2 separate regions of the Homo sapiens genome follow, and region 2 is linked to region 1. Evidence: read pairs that join two places in POLR2A ChIA-PET (ENCODE). Cell type or tissue: A673. All regions are shown on one strand.

Region 1 (5,000 bases):
AGGAACTTTGGGAAACACCATTTAAAGAGTAAGTAGAAAAACAGGTATTCTCTCCTGCTACAGGAGAAAATAAAATTACAACATATAATGAAAAAGCCGGGTGCGGTGGCTCATGCCTGTAGTCCTACCATTTTGGGAGGCCTCGGTGGGCGGATTGCTTGAGCCCAGAAGTGTGAGATCAGCCTGGGCAACATGGTGAAACTCCATCGCTACAAAAAATACAAAAATTAACTGGGCATGGTGGCATGAGCCTGTAGTCCCAGCTACTTGGGAGGCTGAGATGGGAAGATCTCTTGAGCCCAGGAGACAGAGGTTGTAGTGAGCCAAGATAGTGCCACTGCACTCCAGCCTGGGTGACAGAGTGAGACCTTATCTCAAAAAAATGAAAAAGACAATTCCAAGAAAGAAAGCATGAACAATAGTACCAAATGCTTCTGAGTTCAGTTGGGATGAGGACTGAAATGTATTTGACTATTGATTATGGAGTAATATCAATGTAAACATAAAGGACAATATATAAAGTGAAACACCCCCTCATGCCCACATGACCTTTCCTGTTAAACAACAGCCACTCAACAAATCTTGCATATCAACTTCGTCTTCCTATATTTCTTCTTCTTTTCCCTCTCCCTGTCTCCTTCTCCCTTTGTTTTCTCCTTCACCTGCCTTTCTAGCCATACTCTCTTCTTCCTCTGATTTTTTCCAGTAAAAGGCAGAGGGAGGTATTTCAGACTTGGGAGAGGATGAGAGAGATGGGAAAAGGTATCTCTGTAACAAGAATATTTGATTGCCTGAATCAGAAATCCCAGCCTTTTTGAGGCAATTAAGTCCTTTTTAAGTTAAAAAATGAGTTTCTCTTGGTATCTGCTAAATAACAGTGGCCAAAAATACTATTAATAGACATTTAATTTTTAACAACAGCAGCTACATACTCATAACATATATTCAGAGAGATAACATTGTCTATAAATATTATTTCCTGCTGCCCATTCACTTTCCCCATAGGCAAAGCCTAGCGGGCCTAGGGTACTGTCTGCACCATGTTTTATTATTTATTTATTTATTTATTTATTTATTTATTGAGACAGGGTCTCGCTCTGACACCCAGTGCCAGGCTGGAGTGCAGTGACACAATCTCAGCTCACTGCAACCTTGATCTCCTGCATTCAAGCGATTCTCCTGCTTCAGCCTCCCGAGTAGCTGGGACTACAGACACATGCCACCACACCCGGCTAATGTTTGTATTTTTAGTAGAGACGGGGTTTCACCATGTTGCCCAGGCTGGTCTCGAACTCCTGACCTCAAGTGATTTGCCCACCTCAGCCTCCCAAAGTTCTAGGATTACAAGCGTGAGCCACCGCGACTGGCAGAACATACTGTCTGCCCCTCATTTTAGAAGTCAGATTAAATTTAGCATTTTGATACATACTATCTTGAATTGCTCTGCAATTATTTTACTAGGAATTTGATAACAAAAGTAGGCCTTAAGAAATACCTGTGGAATTTAATTAAAGGATTCAGTTTTGTTTGGAATATCCCTTAGTTTCTAGTTTTGTGGTAAGAAAGAGATGATGCTTTACATCATAAGATATTCAAAATATATGAGCAATACTGTAAAATTACATTAAAATTACATTGCATAATTATACTTTTAAAATCTGTGCCTAGCACAGGTGACAGTGACTGAATGGATACTTTTGTGATATTTTGTAGAGTGATGGTTTGTACAGTGGAAATGTGTGTGGTTTGTTTCCTGCTCAGCATCCATTCCCTCTTCTGATAAAGGCATCTGGATCAGGTGGGCTAACTCAATTCCTGTCTTGGGTGAGGGAAAAGACACAATCCAGCCTGACCCACCAATGTACCCCATCTCATCAGGGCACAATGATTGGTTTAGAGACGCACAGATGTTGCAAATAACTCCGGTAAGATTAAAGTATGGGTTTAAACTGTTGAGTAAAGAGAATTATCTTTTCTGCTGGGCTTGAGGGTAGAGGGATATAAGCCTTGAGCTGCTGGGCGCCACCTTGAGGAGAAAGCCTTTCAGAAAGTGAAGTCAATACCCAGAGTAGAAAGTCAAAAAATTAAAGGAGATTAAGTATAGATAATACCACTTGACCCTCAGGATCCAGCAATTTCTGAAGGCAGATACCCCTGGACTTTTCAATTACATAATCCAGTATAAGCTGAATTTTTCTCACTTGTAATTAAAGGATTTCTAACAAAATAGTTAACTTTTGTGAATTTTTTTTTCTGGCAAAATAGTCTGCTTTACAAAAGTCAAATTTCAAAATGCATTCATTTATGCAACAAATTTTTTTTTTTTTTGAGACAGAGTCTTGCTCTGTGGCCAGGCTGGAGTGCAGTGGTGCGATCTCGGCTCACTGCAACCTCCGCCTCCCAGGTTCAAGCCTCAGCCTCCCAAGTAGCTGGGACTACAGGCGTGCACCACCACGCCCGGCTAATTTTTGTATTTTTAATAGAGATGGGGTTTCACCATATTGGCCAGGCTGGTCTCGAACTCCTGACCTCGGATCTGCCCACCTCAGCCTCCCAAAGTGCTGGAATTACAGGCATGAACCACTGTGCCCAGCTGCAACAAATATTTATTAAGCATCTACTACGTGCTGGTGTATCACATTGTGTCAGTCATGCTGAGAGTAAGTTAACTAGGATCGACTACATAGTGTTCCCAACCTAGGCACTATTAGCATTTTAGGTAAGATAATTCTTAGTTGTTGAGGATGATTCCAAGTGTGGCCTCTGGTCAATATATGCCAGTACAGCCCCCAGTCACTGTCACTGTGACAAACGAAAAATGTCACAAATTTTCAGAAGTTCCTCTAGGTGGCAGTACTATGCTGATGTAGAACAGTGAAGTTGGGGGAAAGACAGACCCTGACAACACAGAGTTAGGAATTTTAGAGCTCTCAGACATATACTATCTAAAAGACATGTCAGAAGTCCTGAACGGAAAAAAAAAAAAAAGCGGGGGAGGGGGGAGTTGTTCCAGAACACAGTGGTATGTAGTATTATAAGGTAAAAGGCAAGCAAGGGTTTTAATGAACTTAGAAGAGCTAAGTGAGTAGAAAGAAATCTTATAAAATATCACATGATTAAGGACAAACAAACAGAATGCTTGAGGCCACCTATAGCCAGAAGTGAGCTAAAACAAGCTAACAGTGAAATAGAGCTTTGATCCTACAAATTCAAAAGGGGACGTTCTGCAGGCAATTGGTTCTCCCTCTCAACAAGGCAAGGTCAAGGAAAGGTCATAAAAAAAGGGATGAGGAAGAGAACTGTTCAGATTAAAGAGGCCTAAGCAAACAACCAAAAGCAATGTGTGGACTTTACTTATATCCTGATTTGAACAATTTAGCTGTAAAGACATTCTAGGGACAATTGCGGATGTTTAAACACAGACTAGATCTTAGATGATATTAAGAAATTGTCACTTTTCTTTGATGTAGTTACATAGAAAAATGTTCATGTTTTTTGAGAGGTATATTCAGCATGAACAATTATGTCAAGCTGCTTAATATCTCAGTACCTCAATTTCATCAGTAGAGATAACAATTACTTCATACATTGTTGAGAAGATTGAGTTAATATTTATAAAGTGCTTAAAAGAATACCTAGCATTGCCGGGCACGGTGGCTCACGCCTGTAATCCCAGCACTTTGGGAGGCCAAGGTGGGTGGATCACCTGAGGTCAGGAGTTCAAGACCAGCCTGACCAACATGGAGAAACTCCGTCTCTACTAAAAATACAAAATTAGCCAGGGTGGTGGCACATGCCTGTAATCCCAGCTACTCGGGAGGCTGAGGCAGGAGAATCGCTTGAACCCCGGAGGTGGAGGTTGTGGTGAGCTGAGATCGTACCATTGCACTCCAGCCTGGGCAAAAAGAATGAAACTCCGTCTCAAAAAAAAAAAAAAAAAGATAACTTTTCAAGGAGACCAGTTACAAAATACAAAGGAAAGGCAATAAATAATACAAAGAAATTGGACCAGGTACGGTGGCTCACACCTGTAATCCCAGCACTTTGGGAGGCCGAGGCCGAGGTGGGTAGATCACCTGAGGTCAGAAGTTCAAGACCAGCCTGGTCAACATGGTGAAACCCCATCTCTACTAAATATACAAAAATTAGCCAGGCTTGGTGGCGGGCACCTATAATCCCAGCTACTTGGGAGGCTGAGGCAGGAGAATCATTTGAACCCAGGAGGCAGAGGTTGCAATGAGCCGAGATCGGGCCATTGCGTTCCAGCCTGGACAACAAGAACGAAACTTCTTCTCAAAAAAAAAATACAGAGAGCATCAGAACAGAAAGATAGATTAGCGAATAGAAAAGAGATCAATGGGACGAAAAAATGGTGGAAGGAAAAATAATCATGAAAGCCAGAGGGGGCCGGGCGCAGTGGCTCATGCCTATAATCTCAACACTTTAGGAGGCCGATGCAGGCGGATCACAAGGTCAGGAGTTCAAGACCAGCCTGGCCAAGATGGTGAAACCCCGTCTCTACTAAAAATACAAAAAAATTAGCCTGGCATGGTGGCGGGCCCCTGCAATCCCAGCTACTAAGGAGGCTGAGGCAGAGAATTGCTTGAACCAGGGAGGCGGAGGTTGCAGTGAGCCAAGATGGCACCACTGCACTCCAGCCTGGACGACAGAGCCAGACTCCCTCTCAAAACAAAAAGCCAGAAAGAACATATGTGGGAATTATGTTAAACTTTAAGTGTGAGAGAGATGTGAGTGAGAGATCCAAGGAGAGATATAGGACAACCAGGAGGTACCATTCCCCAAATAAGCCAATGAAAATGCTACATATGGTCGGGCACGGTAGCTCACGCCTGTAATCCCAGCACTTTGGGAGGCCGAGGCGGGCGGATCACGAGGTCAGGAGATCAAGACCACAGTGAAACCCCGTCTCTACTAAAAATACAAAAAAATTAGTCGGGCCCCGTGGCGGGCGCCTGTAGTCCCAGCTACTACAGAGGTTG
Region 2 (5,000 bases), 140 kb before region 1:
CCAGCTTGGGCAACATAGTGAGATATATCGCTCTGTTGCCCAGGCTGGAGTGCAGTGGTTCGATCTCCGCTCACTGCACGCTCCGCCTCCCAGGTTCACGCCATTCTCCTGCCTCAGCCTCCGGAGTATGAGGAAGTACAGGTGCCAACCACCACGCCCGGCTAATTTTTTGTATTTTTAGTAGAGACGGGGTTTCACCGTGTTAGCCAGGATGGCTAACTAGATTAGTTAACTATATCTCCTGACCTCGTGATCCGCCCGCCTCGGCCTCCCAAAGTGTTGAGATTACAGGCATGAGCCACTGCGCCCAGCCGAGATATACCATCTCTAAAAAAAAAAAAAAAAAAAAAGCACCATCTTGGCCAACATGGTGAAACCCCGTCTCTACTAAAGTCTCTACTAAAAATACAAAAATTAGCTGGGCATGGTGGCTCATGCCTGGAATCCCAGCTACTCGGGAGGCTGAGGCAGGAGAATTGCTTGAACCCGGGAGTCGGACGTTGCAGTGAGCTGAGATCGTGCCACTGCACTCCAGCCTGTCGACAGAGCGAGACTCCATCTAAAAAAAAAAAAAAAAAAAAGGCAAATAATAAACAAAAGTCTTCAAATTATAAACCAAATGGTTTGAGCTTCTGCCAATTATGATAAATTATTTTGGGAGCACAAATGGGTATTAAAAACTTTTTAAAAGAAGGCTAAATATAGAATTCTCTTTCAACATTTTTTTAAACATTGCCTCTAAAATCTCTTAATAGTTGTCTTCCAAATATTATCCTCTTTCTAAGGTAAAAAAGACAAAAGATAATTAGTTCCTCTGGAAGTCTCTATGTTTGCCTGATGGTACTGAGCAGAAATATGCATATTTGCAGATCTGCCAAGTGCAACCCATTTTGCTGGACAATTCCCAGTGCATTGAATCTCTGCCAAAAAAATAAGCTGGGTGTTGAAAGTTCCTTTTTATCCGTCTGCAGAATTTCACTTTCTCCCTCTGCTGGCTGCCACAGACCCCCTTTACAGATATTAGGTTTAGATGTGCAATGAAACACACATTTGTTCTCTTTAAGTTTTACGATAATGAATACTTCAGTACCCCTTTCTTATAAGTGTTTCTCTTTAGAGCAGCTCTCAGTAACGAGTTCACCATTCCCTGTGCAACTGAATAAAGCTTTTCTGTGACAGGTCCTTCCTATAAGATTTGCAACTCTTACCATTATTTAAAGAACTCAGAAGCACTTCTAAAAGCCGTAAGCATTTTACAATGTTTTCTTTGCACCACTGAACAGCCCCAGCTGAGGAAAGCAAAATGAAGCGGGCCAGATTCACGCTGAGGAGGGCATGATCTTTTCTGTGAGATCCGTATTTTCAGATTTAGTTCACTGATTAGGCTAAGTTCCTGTTTCTTTATATGTTTTGCCTCTAAGCATGTAAACGCAGATATTGGAGATCACTGTGATTCATATAAGTTTGTAGAAACTTATGCTTATTCTATTATTTATTTGTTTGCAAAATTTTAACACTAAAGAATATGGTTAATAATAATTAACACAAATTTTACTGTTGTAACCTTAATTAATTCTATGACCATCATAGTAACTATAATAGAGAATTACTAGCATTTCTAGAATTACAATTAATGTGTATGAATTAAATGGAGAAATTGTGGGAAAGGAAGAAAAAAATCTTTGCTTTGAAAAAAGTAAAAAAATGAATGAGCTCATTAGAACTTTGTTCACTTTTATCAGATACCAATACCTTCGACACAGTCTCTGCTATACATAGACTGACCACAAAATAAGGAATTGGTTCCAGGTAGGGTACAGAAACGCTCATCACAGAGTGAATACTTTTTCCCCAAAATTCAGTTCTTTTCTTTCAGAAAAATCCGTGCTACTTTGGTTTATTGAGTTTTCATTTTCATCTTTTTTCATATAAGGACAGAAAAGAGTTTTAATGTAGATTATAAACCATTTTAACCCAAAACAAAACAAAACAAAAAAATAGTAGGAAACAAAAGAGAATTATTTTCTGTGGTCACAAGAACTGCATATAAAATACAGTTACAGTAATACAAGGATAAGATATCTATTAAGTTTAGATGAGAGACTAGAAATCTCCCATTTGATTTGATGGTTAGAAACAATAAATGGATTAAGATTAACAAACTTAACTCTATCATTACTCCCAATTATGTATGTTCTTCAGGAAAAAGAATTCCAGAAAATACCAAGCTTCAGTTATCTAAATTTAAGCAAATTATGTTACAATTATTGACCAGAACAAAGGGTGAATATTCCATCACTTCAGGAAATGGCTCAAAGATTACACCTAGTTTACACAAGTAGATGGGAAATTAACACCACTGAAGTATACAAAAGATTTTTGGCATCACATGCAAACAGAAATATACAATTATCAATAATCACGTTAATGCAAGGTATTCTATTCCCCAGTATCTAAAAAGTTTAGTCTTCGCTATTTTCTTCCAGTCGTCCCAGTGGTCCTCCTAGGCCTTGAAAATAACTTTTAAAAACTTGAGACAAAATTTTATATCTGGTCCATATGATTTCATATTTAACCCTTTTAATTATTCTCATTTCCTTTTGTGATTTTCTTCTGTATAACTAGAACAAGATTTCATGTGCCATAGGTACAGATCTTAATGTGTGGTTCAGGGCTCTACAGCAGAATAGAAGATGGCAGGGACACTGGCCAGACTGAGCTGATTCACCTTCAGCAGGAAATGAGTTTTGGAATGAAAGCCAATCAATGCGCCAGACTTACAAAGTCAGGAAAACCATGGGGAGTCCTCAGCCAGCCAGAGATCTTCCTATCTGACCTCAATATTAACAGCTTTTGGTGGCATAAGTCCTAAGCCCTGCAGAGACAGTCCTCTAATCATTATAGTTTTTAGAGGGAAGGTTGAGAGGAAGTGACTAAACAGGAAGCAGGTTCTAAGGATATAAACCTTCATTGGACTCTCAAAGCCACTTTTTTCTCAGTGAGCCATTGCAGGTATTTGACTTGAGTAGCACTCTCTGATTTTGAAGACCAGCCCTTTTCTTGCTATGTCTCTCCAGTCTCAACTACATCTTATCCTAGCTGTCTGTTTGTTTGGTCTGACTTCACCAGCCCATTTTGGTCTTAAAATAAAATGATCTGGATCTGAATTTTGGCTCTGCCACATTTGCTGGTGATTTGCAGTATGAGTTTGACAAGTTACTTAACCTCTATGAGCCTCCATTTCATCAAATGTAAAACCAAGTTATAATATCCACCTCATTGCATTGCTGACTATTAACAATAACTCAAGTTAAACGGCCCTCTTTAATTTGTCTTTATAACTCTGTTAGCAAGTTCTTCATACTCCAGTTTAACCCTCTTTTAACCATTTCTTATATTGGCTTTTCTACCTTATCAATACTTTGCTTTCCAACATAAAAGTATGGTTTTCTTGAAAACTTCTATCCCATCTTTATGGATGTTTTCAGCCCTAGGCAAAGTCATACCCTAATGGAAAAGCAACATCCTGGTAACTCATACTACATGCTTTCATGGCTGCTCAATGTCAGGGCAGTTAATCCTCTCTGCCACAGTCATATGTCTATCCTTTGAGGATAACGAAGAACAGTTCTACTCATGAGCTTAGTGAAGGGCTCCACATTAACGAACTTTGGTAATCCTGGTCAGCAAAATTAATTAAAAGAAGGGCTTGGCTTTTCAAATCCCAGATTTGTAATATATTTAGCAGTGATTTTTGCTGAGCTTCCTTGATAAAATTAGTATATACTATCACTAAAATTATCAATATAAGGTAAGAATTTATACTTTAGGTTAAAGTAGATACTAACCTGCCTATTTTAATTGTAAAGAAAAAAATTATCCTCAAACAACAGTTAATTTATCTTAAGAATTTCATGTTTTGATGAAATTCAATATAGTTGTGATCACCTAGAATTGTACTTTTCAAACAATGTTCAATGGAGCCACCAGATTCAATGAGGATGTCTCAGGGGAACTTCCTGAAAGTAGGATGAGGAGGAGGGGAAAGAAGAGGGATAAGTGGGTGGGTTCCACATCCTGCATGCCCACTGTAATCAGAATAGTTCTCTTTGCTAATGCCAGATTTTATTTTTCAAAATGGTTTTGCAGCTAACAAAGAAAAAAATTTAAGTACCTGAACTAAAAGATCCCTTCAGTCTTACAAAGAGCTCTATGCCCTCAAGTAAACACTCCTAAAAGTCAAATGGGACACAGAAATTTAGAGTTTCTAGTTAAATGGACATATTAACCTTCTTATAATTCAAAGTCAGCAAACTGAAGTCTTTCATCTTCAGGGCCTGTTTAACACTTTCAGTCTAACTCTACTGTCCAAAGAATGCTTAGCAGAGCAGAAAGAATGTGCCTACCTAAGGACACCTGAGTAAGGACAGCAGGCTCTCTTCAGTCATGGCAAAAAGGACATATATTTTGTAGTGTTAAAGTAATCCTTTCTTCAAGGTCAAAAAGTGTTCTTAAATTTTGCCATGAAAATGCTCTTATTAGGACACATACCAAAACTGAGGACCTAAGAAAAGAAGAGTCAAATCTTTCTTATACCTTCCCTCAAAACAGATGATCCCTGATTTCTGATTTTTAGAGAGTAATATTCATGTACATAATACACTTATAAATTTAAGGAGTTTGATGATACTACAAATTCCCAGTCATCAATACTTGCCTAATCTAATATTGACCTCTCTCTCTCTCTCATTCTCCACAAACGATACTTCAATCCTTGCCCTTTTCCTCAAATCCTCATTAACTACTCTGGCCACATCTTCTTCACAGAGAAAATACAAATTTTTCTTGACATCCCCTTCAATTTTCCCTACCAAATCTACAAACCTATCTGTATCTGCACGCATCCTACAGAGATTGCCTTAGCTGTGTTGATGTGCATGTTGTCCTTCCCACTGGCTATAGGTAATCCCTCTTCCTAGACCACCTCCTCCATCACTTCC

The links. ChIA-PET counts read pairs that join two places held together with the same protein. Peaks named below come from ENCODE experiments on the same cell type or tissue, not always from the same donor. Only the 100,000 strongest peaks of a DNase experiment are listed, where the experiment ranks them.
Region 2: POLR2A ChIA-PET joins it to region 1 with 5 read pairs; 2 of 35 experiments call an interaction of 5 or more read pairs at or near these places.

Annotation. Positions count from the first base shown.
Region 1 is chr4:112,763,648-112,768,647 of GRCh38, reverse strand. It overlaps a transcript of ANK2 not described here. Among named protein-coding and RNA genes, the nearest start is that of MIR302CHG, 120 kb to the right of the region's middle. In A673, CTCF peaks have their summits at 2,029 (motif pointing left) and 2,847 (motif pointing right); DNase peaks (open chromatin) are centred at 2,007 and 2,857.
Region 2 is chr4:112,906,539-112,911,538 of GRCh38, reverse strand. It overlaps a transcript of ANK2 not described here. Among named protein-coding and RNA genes, the nearest start is that of ANK2-AS1, 140 kb to the left of the region's middle. In A673, a CTCF peak has its summit at 1,003 (motif pointing left); DNase peaks (open chromatin) are centred at 928, 1,198 and 2,838; H3K4me3 peaks cover 919 bases; H3K27ac peaks cover 1,001 bases.